Linked DNA regions of Homo sapiens: region 1 is linked to region 2. A link is a loop called in an ENCODE intact Hi-C map of the cell type or tissue named here. Cell type or tissue: K562. All regions are shown on one strand. Links, peaks and the distances in the headings refer to the core of each region. The heading gives the core; the rest is flanking DNA.

What was found. A loop is a pair of places that touch in the nucleus more often than their neighbours do. Peaks named below come from ENCODE experiments on the same cell type or tissue, not always from the same donor. Only the 100,000 strongest peaks of a DNase experiment are listed, where the experiment ranks them.
Region 1: it touches region 2 in a loop (2.5-fold over the local background); 2 of 110 quality-filtered maps call a loop at or near these places.

What each region holds. Positions count from the first base shown.
Region 1 is chr6:151,005,096-151,012,826 of GRCh38, reverse strand. It overlaps MTHFD1L (methylenetetrahydrofolate dehydrogenase (NADP+ dependent) 1 like), which reads right to left. Exons shown (of 28, transcript NM_015440.5): 21 at 2,869-3,008. Among named protein-coding and RNA genes, the nearest start is that of MIR12131, 94 kb to the left of the region's middle. RefSeq lists enhancers at 2,396-3,132, 3,133-3,871. In K562, for the core only: no CTCF peak of the experiment used is centred there; a DNase peak (open chromatin) is centred at 4,196.
Region 2 is chr6:150,824,062-150,831,792 of GRCh38, reverse strand. It overlaps PLEKHG1 (pleckstrin homology and RhoGEF domain containing G1), which reads right to left. Exons shown (of 17, transcript NM_001029884.3): 16 at 1-1,211. It also overlaps the pseudogene PDCL3P5. Among named protein-coding and RNA genes, the nearest start is that of MTHFD1L, 38 kb to the left of the region's middle. In K562, for the core only: a CTCF peak has its summit at 3,478; no DNase peak of the experiment used is centred there; H3K27me3 peaks cover 1,931 bases.

The DNA of each region.
Region 1 (7,731 bases), core at 1,723-6,722, 180 kb before region 2:
CTCTCCTGGGTCTTCAGCTTGCCAGCCCACAGTGCAGATTTTGGACTTGCCAGCTTCTGTAATCATGTGACCCAATTCCTTACAATAAATATCTTTCTCTATATATACACACATCCTTATTGGTTCTATGTGTGAAGAATGCTGATTCATACAATGGTTAGTTTAAAGATCTAATTGTGAAAGAATCTGTGGATCCCAAAGCATAGCACAATATTAGTTATTGGATTGCACTGGGAATGGCCGAGCACTCTGGGGGACAGGATGTGAGTTTAAAATGACTGAGGGCAAATTTAAAATGGGCAAATTCAAGGGCCACAAGATTTTCCACTGTACAAATTATGGAAAAAAAACAAGCTGAATAAACATAAGAGGCAGCCATGGTTATTTGTGTAATGATCAAAAGGAAGTCGATCCCAGCGCAGTATTTGTAGCAAAAAAGAAAAAAGAAAACAGAAGTAGAAATGAATAATCATGGTTCAAAAATACAGAGCTATTCAATATGAAGGAAGGACACCGAGATGAGCACTATGGAATAGAGGATTAAGAGGATGAAAGTTCATTTATCTTGCCATTATTGAAAACACTCCCTGCATATAGACCATGCCAGACACTTGGACCATACCAATTAATAAGACACAGTCCCTAAACTCAAGGAATTGAGAATTACATAGGGAGACACAGAACAAGGCATTCATGAAACAATGTGAGGCAGAAGGTACTACTGGAGCCCAGGAGAGGGATGCCTAGCTTCACAGGGCTTCCTGGTCCCTGCTGGTTTTTTTTTTTTTTTTTTTTTTTTTTTTTTTTGTTGTTGTTGTTGTTGTTGAGATGGACTTTTGTTCTTGTCACCCAGGCTGGAGTGCAATGGTGCAATCTCAGATCACTGCAACCTCTGCCTCCCAAGTTCAAGCGATTCTCTTGCCTCAGCCTCCTGAGTAGTGGGAATTACAGGCGCCCGCCACCACTGGTCTTGAACTCCTCAGGTGATCCACCTGCCTCAGCCTCCAAAGTGCTGGGATTACAGGCATGAGCCACCACGCCTGGCTGGTCCCCACCTTTTCTTATCCTCCACCCATATCTGTGCCTACTAACCCTGTTCCATGTTACCATGATCACTGGCTGAGAACCATGACATTAAGCAGCAGTGGAAGAGACACAAAGGATTAATGTGGCACGAAAGTGCAACCACTGAATAACAGAGCACATATGTTAAGATGAATGAAATAGGATTGTAAACCATGTAGAGAATTTTTACAGGACAGAGACCAGAGTCTGGAAAACTATGGGACTGATGTCAAGAGACCAGGACTGTAGATCTGATCAGTCCCTGAAATAGATGTGTGACACCACTCAAGTCACTGCGTCTCCCTGTGCCTCAGAGATTTTCTCTTTATAAAGACTGAATGAGATCAGACAATCTCTAAGCCCTTTCTATAATTTTCAGGGTGGCAGGGCAGGGAGGGAGAATTCCAAATGCATCCTACATGGGCGGAAGTAGTTTTTAAAAATAGAAGTTGTTATACAGATTCAATGTCTAAAATCCAGGAAGGACTGTAGCAACAAGGGGTGTTTTGAGTGAAGTCAGAATTCTTTATGATTTACTACTTTTAATCTGTATTATATCATTCTTGCATTTGAAATGATGATGAAGCTTTAGGCAAAAATGAAGTGCTTAAGTGTCGGGTATTAGGAGTGGATTTGGATTTAGAAAACTTCTGCCCTTCATTAACATCCAGCTCTGCATGGTGGACATAGTAGGAGATTTAGATCTGAAGTTCTCGGCTCTCTGCTGGCCTGCTGACATTGTCCATATTCCCTAAGCCTATCAAAACTCAGCTTCCTTATCTGTAAAATGGTATAAAAATCATGTCCACCTCTCCCAGGAGAAAGAATTGCTTTACAGCGTTTCATGATGGCAAACCTGCTACTTGTTTTGACTATGCAATAATCATTGAATATATGACTTTTGTCACATACACAGTACAGTATACCAATTAAGAAATCAGATTTGGCAGTTCGTCTCATATGTGAATATTATGATAGAGAAATTTTATTTTATTTCAAAATGATTAATCAGTATAAAATGTCTTATTCTCCACTTGGAAATTCCTAAAAATGAAACAAAAAAACAACAAACAAGCAAACAACAACAAAAAAACCCCCAAAAATCTATGCACAGGTTTTCTGTGGAAAGGAATATATTTCCTTTATAATGTCTGTAATTTCTATATATATTAGGATAGGTAAATATAAAAAGTCTTTAAAGAAGTTAAAATCGAATTTGTGTTTTCCAAGCAAAGCTCTTAGAAACAATCCAGTATTATAACAGAGTTGTGAGGAGAAATCATAATAAACAGAAAGAGAAGGAAAATAGTTTTAGATGAAATCTGATGAGTTGCAGCATCAGTGAACCGAAAAACTATCTGTACAAACAATGAAAAATCTCTGTCATCAAAGAACTCACTCTAATCCTCTTGTTCTTCGTTCAGGGACAAGAGCCTCTAACCTCCCATTACCATATGGTTATACAATCTTGGCCTGAGTATCAGATGTGAAGCTTGAGACTAAAAAGTGGTTGCATTATGCTCCTTTCCAAAATATTGTTTAGAAAGAACTGTGGGTGTTACTGTTTACTCGAACTTACTAAACTCAAAGTGCCCTATGGTGGTGTTGGGAAAAAACAAAAAACAACACAAAACAAAAAACGTTTTAGATGTCCACGAGGGAGGTCTACAGGAAAAAAAAAGTTTTAAGAAAAATACTCTAGAAAACTATAGTCATTAAATGGGCAGGAATTTTTCAAATGCTCAATTCTGTTTTAACATAATGAAATTTCTTTGGTATTAGGAAGGCGGTGTGGGCACTTACACTTGGCCCGCCTCCATGCATCTTCAGAGCTCGCACCGTTGCCACTAACACAACCACGTTGGGCACCAAGCCGGAAGCTCGGCACTTGATGTTGAAGAATTTCTCCATTCCGATGTCAGCACCAAAGCCAGCTTCGGTCACTGTGGGGAAGCAAGTGGAATATGTGCTATTATCTTCTAAAAACAAAGGTAGGTTTTGGCAATCACCACTATGATTCGAGCTCAAAGGACAGCTTACATTCCTTTTGTTTACCAACACAAAGGTGAACTGATTTCCCCATTGTCATAGAAATGTTCTTCACTTTCTGCCCTAAAGAGACTGCGCCCTCCTCTGCTTCCCACCGCCAGGCCTGAGGGATTCCTTGTGGTGGCCAGGCCAAGACTTTTCTTCCCATATCATAACTCACAGTGAAGCTTTTTTTTTTGGAGATGGTGTCTTGCCCTGTCGCACAGGCTGGAGTACAGCGGCATGATCTCGGCTCACTGCAACCTCTGCCTCCCGGGCACAAGCGATTCTCCTGACTCAGCCTCCTGAGTAGCTACAGGTGTTTGCCACCACACCTGGCTAATTTTTTATTTTTGTATTTTTAGTAGAGATGGGGTTTCACCATGTTGGCCAGACTGGTCTCAAACTCCTGACCTTGTGATCCACCCGCCTCAGCCTCACAAAGTGCTGGGATTACAGGCGTTGAGCCAAGGTGACCAGCCAGTGAAGCTTTTCTTCATACAGATGGGGATTTTCAACTTTGTAATCAGGTTCCAAATTGTTTCAAAAGGCAATGATAGTATGATTACAATGGAAGATCCTTTCTTACTCTTTTTTTTTTTTTTTTTTTTGAGATGGAGTTTCGCTCTTGTCCCCCAGGCTGGAGTGCAATGGCACAATCTCAGCTCACTGCAACCTCCGCCTCCCGGGTTCAAGCGATTCTCCTGCCTCAGCTTCCCAAGTAGCTGGGATTACAGGAACCCACCACCACACCCGGCTAATTTTTTTTTTTTATTGTTAGTAGAGACGGGTTTTTGCCATGTTGGCCAGGCTGGTCTCAAAGTCCTGATCTCAGGTGATCTGCCCACCTTGGCCTCCCAAAGTGCTGGGATTACAGGCATGAGCCACCACACCCGACCCTTTCTTACCCTTTATATTAAGAATAATTTATTTTAGTGCCACCCAGTAATTTCTGTTAACTGACAAATTTCAAGTTAGTTGAAGGGCATAAGGATACTGATGGTCAATCTGGATACAAGACAGCAGCTTTATTAGAGAAACACCAGAAAACACTCGTTTCTAGTCCCCACCCCCTCAGTTGCTAGAAAGGTCACAGCTGCCTTTCAAGATAGCGAGGCACTGGGTCAGTAGTATCTTCTTCATACACAAAGAGCTCTAGGACCTTGCTGCTCAATGCGTGATTCGTGATCAACAGCATCAGCAGTATCTGAGAGCCTCTAAGACATGTGGAATCTTGGGCTCCCCACAAAGTTTACAGAATCAGAATCACATTGTTACAAGATCCCCAGGTGAGATGATTGTCCATTACAATCTGGGAAGCAAACCACTCTAGGAAGGGAATACTACTGAGTTAATACAAAGTAAATGTTTATGAAATACATACTTATATGCTGACGGTATGACCAGGACACCGATCGGAACTGGCGGGAGAAAAATTAACTAAGATATCAGAAACATTTAACATGATCAGTTTCCTTGCTGTGCTACAAACTTTCAAAATTTACAATTATAAGTGGCAGCTTATAATTTTGTTAAGTTGCTGTAGCAAGATTTACAAAATTGTTCCCCCTGTTACTGAACATTTGGGTTGTTTCCAATATAAACAATACTGCACTGAAAATATTTGTGCCTATGTGCTTTAATCTCTTTCAAATTACGTTCTTGGAATAAATTCCCAAGGGTAAGGTAATAGGGCCAGAGGACATAAAAAATTTTTATGACCATTGATATGCTTTTGACAAATTAAAAAAATTACATCAAAAATGTTCAATTTGGATAAATATAGCTACAAGCCATTTATCCTTTATTATGTGTTATTTGAACAAACAAAGTGGCAGAACAATTTCGAGAAATAAAAGACATTCCTCTTTATATAGTATTTGGGACAAATCTTGTGATTTTACTTGTAGTGGTCAAAATCAGAGAAAATCACTTACAGTAACAATCCTTACCTCAGTGGTACCTCCTGGTAATGCATTTGTTAACTTTAGCCGTTGGTGGCATCATGGACCCCAAAAGAGGGATAATCCGGGTGACTTTTGTCAAAAGTCATCACTGAGTGGGCTCCTGGAGGTGGAAGGCTGGACAATAAGGCCCCAGTACTGGATTATGCGGCGCTGTCCTGCAGGTTAGCACACGGACGGGACCCCGGATCCCTCCCAGCTGTGCACCTTGGCAAGTTCCTTGTTGGAAGGGTTAAGTGAGACGGCACAGGTACATTACTGAGTCACTGGGGTTTTTCTTGGTGCATACTGAGAACTCACAAAAATAGTTCACATCTTTGTAACCAAAAGGATAATTCTCCCACTTGCTAAAAATCATATTGAATTCCTAAGCATTTGTGGGAATTCCTGCTCCATCCAGGCGTTTTTCTCACTGGTAGAAGCTCACTCTTAGGGTCACTACCCTGAAGCCCTGCAGGGAAGTGGGAGAGAGAACATCTGCTATTCAACTAGAGAGAGCTGGAGGGCGGCACACTGGGAGGGACGGAGTTTGCCTGGGAGGGTTGGAGAGAGGGGGTGATGGAGTCAGGCTCTGAGAATCAAGTAGGATTTTTCCAAGCAGAGAAATGTGGAGTTGGGTATGGCAGGCAGAGACCAAGAGGAGGAAGGAGAGGGAGGAAAGAAGAGATTCATAGGTAAAGGCAGAGCCAGGGAAGAAATGGTCATGATGAAGGGAAATCATCCATCATGACTGGAGAAGTCATTATTTCACCAGCAAGACTGGTTCACTGGCCTGATTAGTACCGGGGAGTGGGACTGAAGTAACCCAAATGTTACGCATTTTTTTCAATGCCATGGTATTTTGAAAAACTGTTTAATGTCGCCCTATAGTTGGAGGTAGATTGTTGCATACATTTTACATAACGGGGGCTGATCAAGTGATCTCTAAGTTCTTTCCAACTGGATGCATATTTATGTGTTAAACTACCCTGTTAGATTGCAAGCTCCATGATGATACGGACCATGTGTTTGAGACATTAACATGTCAAGACACATAGAAGGCACTGAAGGAAAGTCACCATCTATCTCCAAACCAAATAAAAAGAGAGTAGCAGAAAAGCACATCTAAAAACACTTGGACACAAATATATTAATGAAAAGTTTCATTTATAACCATTGAATGCCCTTGAAAAATTGCAAGCTCAAATTCCCTTCAAAAACCTAGCTCCTCCCCCCTTCAATGCGCCCGTGTAGTCACCATGTTCTCCTGTCTTCAGTGGTTCCTGCTTCCCTAAAGTGCCTTAATATAAAAGTCAAGGCCACCCTTGTGTAAACTTCCTTCCCCTACCTTCATCTTCCTTCACACTCCCTGCCTCAGACTTCGTGCCTCTGTAATATCAAGCTTCCGGCACAGCCCACATACTCTATGTTACTTGTTGTCACCTCCAGACCTCTTTTCCCATGTGGAACATTCCTCTCTCCCCTCTCTGCCTCTTTAACCCGCTGTCCAAGACTCAGCTTGGATGTGCCATTTCCTGGAAGCTTGTCCTGATGCTTTCGGGCAAAGTTGGCTACTCCTCCCGCCCATCCCACCCTCCCGGCCCTGTGGTGTGCTCCCTTGCAGGGCCCTCATCTGTCACCACATGCAGCATCCTAAGTACACTGACGTGCCGTCTCCCACATGGAGGGCGGGACCACGCCTTATTCATCTGGTAGCTCCACTTCCTAACGCAGTACCTGGCACAAGCAGGTCAATGAAAAAACAGGATGGGACTTGGGAGCCAGTGATGTCAAGGCCACACTTCAATGGAAATAGACACATAAAATAGCATTACATAGAAGTACAAATATGTTCTTAGTCCTCCCTATCATACTTCCCTTTTTTTCTTACAATACTACAATGGTTTTACTGAAAGGCATAAATGTCATATCCGATAAAGATATGACCATCTAAAACATCTACACAGGCTAGCTAAGCTTAATTTCATATTTTAATTTACTTATTCATTTATTTTTGAAACGGAGTTTCACTCTTGTCGCCCAGGCTGGAGTGCAATGGCACGATCACAGCTCACTGCAACCTCCGTCTCCTGGGTTCAATTGATTCTCCCACCTCAGTCTCCCGAGTAGCTGGGATCACAGGCACCCGCCATCATGCCCGGCTAATTTTTGTATTGATGGGGTTTCACCATGTTTTATTTTTAAAAAGAGACCAATTGGAAACAAAAAAGTAGTAATAAAGAGAACTCTAGCTAGGGGACGAAAACAACATGCAGAAGTAAAGGTTCGAGGAGTTTGGCTTCCAAATGCAAAGGAAATAGACGAAGAATGGGAAGAAAATAAAAGAAAGTGCCAAATTCTCTCAGTTTGAAAACTGTCCTGAAATGCTGCATGTAATCACTTTTATGTCGTTTGTATTCAAATATCAGGCTGCCAAGGAAACAGAACATGGAAAAGGTATGCTGATGTGTAATCAGTAATTATGAAAGTAAAAACTACTTTAATAAGGTGCCACCAATTACTACGAACTTGGACACTGTGGAGTGCTGTGTATCTGTGCCTTAGGGGGCCTTGATATGAAGACCCATCTCGTGAGAAGGGGACAAACCACTCTTATAGGAAGGTTCCATTTCCTAGGTACTTCTTGGGAACTGCCAACATATATAACCTATAGGTTAGGTTTTCTTAGTGACTT
Region 2 (7,731 bases), core at 1,098-6,097:
GGCAGGGACAGCGTGGACACAGAGCGCCCCACGTCCCGGCTCAGCTCAGGGGTGCTCTCTGCGTGCAGCCTGTCTGGCACATCATCCTTGCTCACAGGAAACGCTGCCAGGAGACGGTCTCTGGCCTTGTCTTCATTTTTCTTGATGTAATTTTCCAGGTCATTCCAGATTTCATCTACTTCTTCGGACAGTTTATCAGATACAGGCTTATGAGGCATAGACAAGTTACCACTGGGAGAGTCATACAGCAAACTCAGATAACCATGATCGGGAGTGGCCTGATGGTAAGGGGCTTCGTCCTCACTGAGCTGGAGGCTGTCTTGGGAAACAAATGGCCTCAGGCTGTCACAGCACACGAAGTCGGCCTCCAGACCCAAAAAGGTGCTCCGCTTTGCACGCTTTAGGCTGCTGCACTTAAAACCCAGCGACGGAGGATCTGGGAGCCCTATGGTGTCATAGATGTTCTCCTCAACCGCTTGGAGTTCATGCGTGCTTTGGCTGGATGCCTCTCCACCTGAGAGGGTGCCATCTGTTTGTGCGTAAAGAGAGCCCTTACTGTGGCCAGCTTGCCTCTTTGTGAAGGCTAACTCTGGGGTGCTCTTGGGGCGAACGGAGTCCCTGGCTGATTTAGAGGGAGTGGATTCAGCTTCTTCCCGCTTAGCAACCATTAGTTTTAAGTCCTCATAACTGATGTTATCATAGACATGGTCTATGTCATCAATAGTCAACTCTATGGATGACCCAAAGGGAGTCATCTCCTCCTGCCCTTCTGTTTTGGGGCTGTTCTGCAGTTCCCTAGTTCTGTCACTAGTTCCTATTTCAGGAGGGCATGTGTTGCTCTCCCCAGCACTGCTGGCCCGCCTGACAATCCTGTGACCAGAGCTGGAGGTCTCTGTGGACTCCATCTGTCCCATATGCCAGCTGCAAGGGCGACTAGAAGTGCTATCTTCACATAGTCTGGTAGAGTTCAGATCTGAGGAGGAAAATGACGGCACGAACATCTGATAATCATCTTCATCATCCTCATTCTCCTGCGGGGACCGTCGGCTGGGAAACAAGGCTTGCCTGATCTGGTGATCGGTCCAGATGTTTCTGAGAGCTCCACCCGCTCGAAGCACGCTGATCATGGTAGAACTGCTAGGCTGACTATTTCTCTGGGCAGGAGACGGCCTTGCTGAAGACAGCTGGGGAGATCCTTCCTCTCTAGAAACCTGAGGAAGATGGAAACATATCAACTGAATCACAGCACCATGGAGAAGACACATAACTCAGGAATTTCTCCTGTGTTTACACACTGCCTCCCCCACTAGGCTTTAATATTCTTTTATTTTTTTCTGAGATAGGGTCTTGCTGTGTTACCCAGGCTAATCTCAAACTCCTGGGCTCAAGCAATCCTCCCACCTCAGCCTCCCAAGTAGCTGGCACTACAGGTGTGAACCACTACACCTGGCTGAGTGTTTAACTGACTTGAAAAGCACTTCAGATATTTTCAAAAAGGGAAGGACAGGAACTAATATATACTTAGAAACTAGGCTGGGCAATGTGCAGACATTCTCCAAACTTAATATTCACAATCATTTTATGAAATTAGGTATGATCGTACCAATTTCACAGTAAGGAAATCTAGGTTCCTAAAGGTTCAGTAACTTGCTCTATCTAGTCAGTAGTAAGACTACTGCTAGAACCCAGGTCTAACCCCAAACCCCTTGCCCCAAAGCATGATATAAGCTAAATACAGAAAATTCTTAGATTCTTCAAGTAAGTCTGGTGTACATTTGGCAAATATTCATTGCATAAATTAATATGTATAGAAGTTAAGGGCCATGCTATCTGTTCTATTTGAGACTTTCTAAGGAGCTTTAGGGCCAGTGCTTGTCTCCTAGCAGTTTTATCGTGGTTTCTGGTATACGAAAAGCCCCTTCTGCTGACCCGACCACACACTCCAAGGATTTCTCTTAAATCTGCAGACCCACCACGAACATGGCCAGCATTACCTTGGTTTATAGACTCTAGGCAAAGAGTTTTTATTGTAGGAGTGTAATTTAATCCTCTGTTCATTTAATGACATTTTTACTTATTTCAAAATACATTTAATTAACATTTAGTTGCCTATAAGGAAGTAAAATAGGAACAATATTAATAATTTTTTAATTTTTATTTTTTTGACACAGAATCTCGCTCTGTCGCCCAGGCTGGAATGCAGCCTGGGTCCCTTGGCATGATCTTGGCTCACTGCAACCTCTGCCTCCTGGGTTCAAGCAATTCTCGTGCTTCAGCCTCTGGAGTAGCTGGGATTATAGGTGCCCGCCACCACGCCTGGCTAATTTTTGTATTTTTAGTAGAGACAGGGTTTTGCTGTGTTGGCCAGGCTGGTCTTAGACAAACTCCTGGCCTCAAGAGATCCGCCCACCTTGGCCTCCCAAAGTGCTAGGATTATAGGCCTGAGCCACTGCACCCAGCCAAATTAGTGATTTCTAATCAAAGAAAACAATGAGGTCTTTTATAACTTGGAACCCTTCTGGATGGAGCTCAGTGGTGCAGACAGGAGCAGATTACCCTCTGATTCTATTCTGCAGACAGGATTAACTTCAAAGGCTTGAAAGGGTTAAGACCTAATTAGTACCAGAGACATATATTCTAATAAAACACTATAGTAACCTATTGGAAATGTCAAATAAGCAAGAACTTTTCATCACATGTCAATGAAAATGGGATAGATGTTAATTGGAATATCTATTAGAGAGGGAAGAGAGGAGTAGAGAGACAATAATGGAATTTCATCCTAAATGTTATTTTTCTATTAAAACTTAAGCAATTCAATTAGCCATTTATTTCTTTTCACACATACATACACACACAATATTTATACCTAATATTTGTTCATATATATGTTTTTCACATTCTTTAATATATCTTTCTCTTCACCTTACTCAGACTGCACTGGTTTAATGTTATAAAAATATAGGCACCCAGTAACTACTTTTTATAAAGTAAAACAAGGTTAATATTAACTAAATTATGACAAAACATTTTTAAAGTGTAATAAAATTATTTTGTGTTTCTCACAACAGCCAAAAGTGATCCTTCCTAAGATCGTCCATCCCAGAAAATTCCCATAGGTTTTAGAAAATTAGGAAACCTGAATTGTTAATATTGAAGTATCTTTTTTTTTTTTGCCATACAAATGGCTGGTTTTAATTTTTTTTAGAGGAAATACTATAATTTAAAAAAAAGAGTTCCAAAATATTTAACAGAATCTCCAGCAATGATTATTTCCAAAATGTAAAGATTTGAAACATAATTTATACAAAACTAAAAACCACAAGGATTCATTCTTGCTTTTTCCTTTTTTAAAAAATCCAGACAATTTGTCACAAGAAAGTTCGGCATGGGATAGCAGCTGTAGCCTCAGTCACCCTTGGAATCGCTGTCCCTCTTCATGAGGACAGAGCGCCGCACTGAGGAGAGCAACACGTCTTCAATCGGCTTCTTAGGGTTTTCCTCCAGGTCTGTCGTAATTGCTCCAGATTCAGACAGTTTCCATTCCAACTCATCTCTTGTCAGGTTCATGCCGCCAAACACTCAGAGGACCAATAAACTGAGCCTTGATATCTCCTTCCAGGTAAACAAATATCGTGGGCAGATTCCTATCAGTATAATTGGGTATGCAGGTTGTTGAAATGGCTTTGATAAATTTGACATCAGGAAACTTCCTGGCAAGTCCACTGAGGTGCTGATTTATCAGGGCACAGAGGGGAATTCCTTGTTTGTAAAGGTGCAAGATGACCCACAAGCCCTCGCCAGCTTTGGTAACTTCTTGAACATAATCCTTCCCTGAGATCTCCAAAACTTTTCCAGATTTATTCTTCAGTTTAGTTGCTTTCCACTCAGCCAGTCTCTGCTGTCTGTACATTTCAATAGCACATTCATCCTCCTCATTAAACTCGCCTTCGTGATCCTCCAGCTCTTCCAAAGTCATATCTTCATATGTTTTCACCACTGACTGCTGGAGGATGCGCTGCTCCTCTTCTGCCTCCTCTTCCAATTCTTCCAATTCTTTCCTTGGCGGGTAAGAAACCCTTTTTGCGTAAGATGTCATTCCACTCAGTGTCTGCGTTGGGGTCCTGCATCTTGTTTCCAGTTCAGTTGCTCAAGCCAGCTGTGCCGCTGAAGTATCTTTTTAAGGTAATTACACTTGAAATGAAAATAGCAGTTTTGGCCAGGCACAGTGGCTCACGCCTGTAATCCCAGCACTTTGGAAGGCAGAGGCGGGCGAATCACCTGAGGTCGGGAGTTCGAGACCAGCCTGACCAACATGAAGAAACCCGTCTCTACTATAAATACAAAATTAGCCGGGCATGGTGATGCATGCCTGTAATCCCAGCTACTTGGGAGGCTGAGGCAGGAGAACCGCTTGAACCCGGGAGGCGGAGGTTGCAGTGAGCCGAGATTGTGCCACTGCACTCCAGCCTGGGCAACAAGAGCGAAACTCTATCTCAAAAAAAAAAAAAAAAAGAAAGCAGTTTTTTGGAAGCTGTAAATTTACATCAAATTAATCATTAAGAAAACTGAAGACACTCTTAAATTAAGAAGTAATCATCTGGGCACGGTGGCTTATGTCTGTAATCCCAGCACTTTGGGAGGCCAAGGCAGGCAGATCACTTGAGCCCAGAAACTAGAGACCAGCCTGGGCAACATGGTGAGACACCCCATCTCTACAAAAAAATTTAATAAAGAAAGAAGGAAGAAAAGAAAGAGAAAGGAAAGAAAGGAAATAAAGGAAGGAAAGGAAGGAAAGAAAGGGAAAGGAAAGGAAGGAAGAAAGAAACAGAAAGAAAGATAGAGAGAGAATCAGGCTGGACACGGTGATACACACCTGTAATCCCAGCACTTTGGGAGGTGAAGGTGGGAGGATCACTTGAGTTAAGGAGTTTAAGACCAGCCTGAGCAACATAGTCAGACCTTGTCTCTACAAAAAATGAGTTAGCCGGGCGTGGTGGCGCATGACTGTAGTCCAGTTACTTGGGAGGCTGAGGTGGGAGGATTCCTGAGCCTAAAGTGAGCTGAGATCGTGCCACTGCATTCCAGCCTGGGTGACAGAGCAAGACCCTGTCTCAAAATAAATAAATAAATGTTTAAAAAAATAGGAAAGAATCAGCATATGTTGGTCACAATACTGAAAGTCATGGTAAAAAGTGCAATTACTTTTGCACCAACCTAATAATTTCGATACGGCAGTTTTGCCACAGCCTGAATGAACTTTTCTCCTGTCCTTCCACATTCTCAGCATTTGAGCTATTTAACAATGATATTAGCTATCATGTTTTTATTTTTTGAGACAGAGTCTCACCCTGTTGCCCAGGCTAAAGTACAGTGGCACAATCTCGGCTTACTGCAACCTCAACCTCCCGGGTTCAAGTGATTCTCCTGCCTCAGCCTCCCAAGTAGCTGGGACTACAGGTGCATGCCGCTATGCCCGGCTAATTTTTTGTATTTTAGTAGAGACGGGGTTTCACTGTGTTGGCCAGGCTGATCGTGAACTCCCAAGCTTAGGCAATCCGCCCGCTGTGACCTCCCAAAGTGCCGGGATTACAGGTGTGAGCCACCGCGCCCAGCCTTTTTTGCTCTTGTTGCCCAGGCTGGAGTGCAATGGCACGATTTCAGCTCACTGTAACTTCCACCTCCTGGGTTCAAGCAATTCTCCTGCCTCAGCCTCCTGAGTGGCTGGGGATTACAGCCGCCCACGACCACGCCCTGCTGATTTTTTTGTATTTTTAGTAGAGACAGGGTTTCACCATGTTGGCCAGGCTGGTCTCAAACTCCTGACCTCAGGTGATCCAACCACCTCAGCCTCCCAAAGTTCTGGGATTACAGGCGTGAGCCACCATGCCAGGCCGATATTAGCTATCATTTATAGAACACTTGCTTTGTGCCAAATATTCCATTAATAAGCACTTTTAAGAACATGTTGCATTTAATCTTTTTAACAGTTCTGTAAATTAGGAAACTAAGTCCTGGTAAGGTTAAGCAATTTGCCTGTAGTCACACAGTTTATAAATGGCAGAAACAGATTTGAATCCATGTCTTAATCCACGGCTTATACATGAGCTTAACCACCTCATACACACATATACGCAGCCTCAGAATATATATTCTGGGAGAAATATTAAGCTATTATTAAGGAATAGTTCCTGTTATAAACTACTTGTTAATTTATTTATGAGACAGAATCTCACTCTGTTGCCCAGGCTGGAGTGCAGTGGCACTATCTCAGCTCATTACAACTTCGGCCGAAGTGATTCTCCAGCCTCAGCTTCCCAAGTAGCTGGGACCACAGGCACAAGCCACCACACCCAGCTCATTTTTGTACTTTTTTTTTGTAGAGAGGGGGTTTTGCCATGTTGCCAAGGCTGATCTTGAATTCCTGAGCTCAAAGTGATCTGCCAACCTTGGCCTCCCAAAGTGCTAGGATTACAGGTGTGTGCCACCACACCTGGCTGTTACAAACTCTTTAATCATCAGTAAATCTGCTCTCCTTGAATTTAATATACCTTCAGCACATTACTATTAGGAGATGGAATTTTATCACAAAAAAAGCATGGATGTTTTCTTTCTTGCCTTTTTATTTCATAAGGTTTGGTTATGCCCATATGGACCTGGCTTGAGCACTGCTGTAGAAAGTTTTCAAGCAGCTCCTGAGACTGAATCTCTAGAACTCTTTGATGGGGAGATTCCTTCTTTTAGCACTGAGAGGGCATGGCTCCACAATGCTACTGTGGCTGCTTTGAAGAGCAGGGAGCCCTCTGCAGTGACCCCACTTATGAAACCAAAACCTTATGCCATATTTCAGGACAATGAACCAATTAATAAGTTTCACACGTTTCCAAACAAAAGCATGTACTACCTGAAAAAAAAATGCGCACACCTCAGCCATGACAATCACTTAAAGGTAAGATTATGTTCAGCCGGGTGTGGTGGTTCATGCCTGTAATCCCAGCACTTTGGGAGGCTGAGACGGGTGGGTCACCTGTGGTCTGGAGTTCCAGACTGGCGTTGCCAACTTGGTGAACCCCCGTCTCTACTAAAAATACAAAAATCAGCTGGGCCTAGTGGCGGGTGCCTGTAGTCCAAGCTACTAGGCTACTTGGGAGGCTGAGGCAGGAGAATTGCTTGAACCCGGGAGTCAGAGGTTGCAGTGAACTGAGATTGCACCACTGCACTCCAGCCTGGGCAACAGAGCGAGATCCAGTCTCAAAAGAAAAAAAAAAAAAGACTACGTTGATTTTTAGACATTTTCTTGGTTTTAATGGAAAGATACAACGTTTATCAACAAGGTCGCTTTGGTTCTGTGCTAAGCCATGGTGGAAATGAGATTATAGGGAGAGGTTTCACAGCCATATTCTTCTAGATACAGAACATTAAACAAGGAGCCATGATCAGTTCTCTAAGAATTGTTAATTAAGCCAACTGATCAGTAGCCACACTGGACAAACCACTCAGGTCAGGAGAAAATACCTATTCTTCATAGGCAATACAGTTGGATATAATATCTTCCAATACAGTATACCATTCTTATTCTCCCTCTCCTAAGCTTTTCTCAGGGGAAGAAAAATCAAAACTTGATATGACAAAGTCTCATTCGATCATACGCCATCACCTCTTACGTCAGCAGCAGAACCATATTCTTAGAAGGGGGCCCCTCGCCCTTGTGAATGAAGGCTCGCGCTTGGA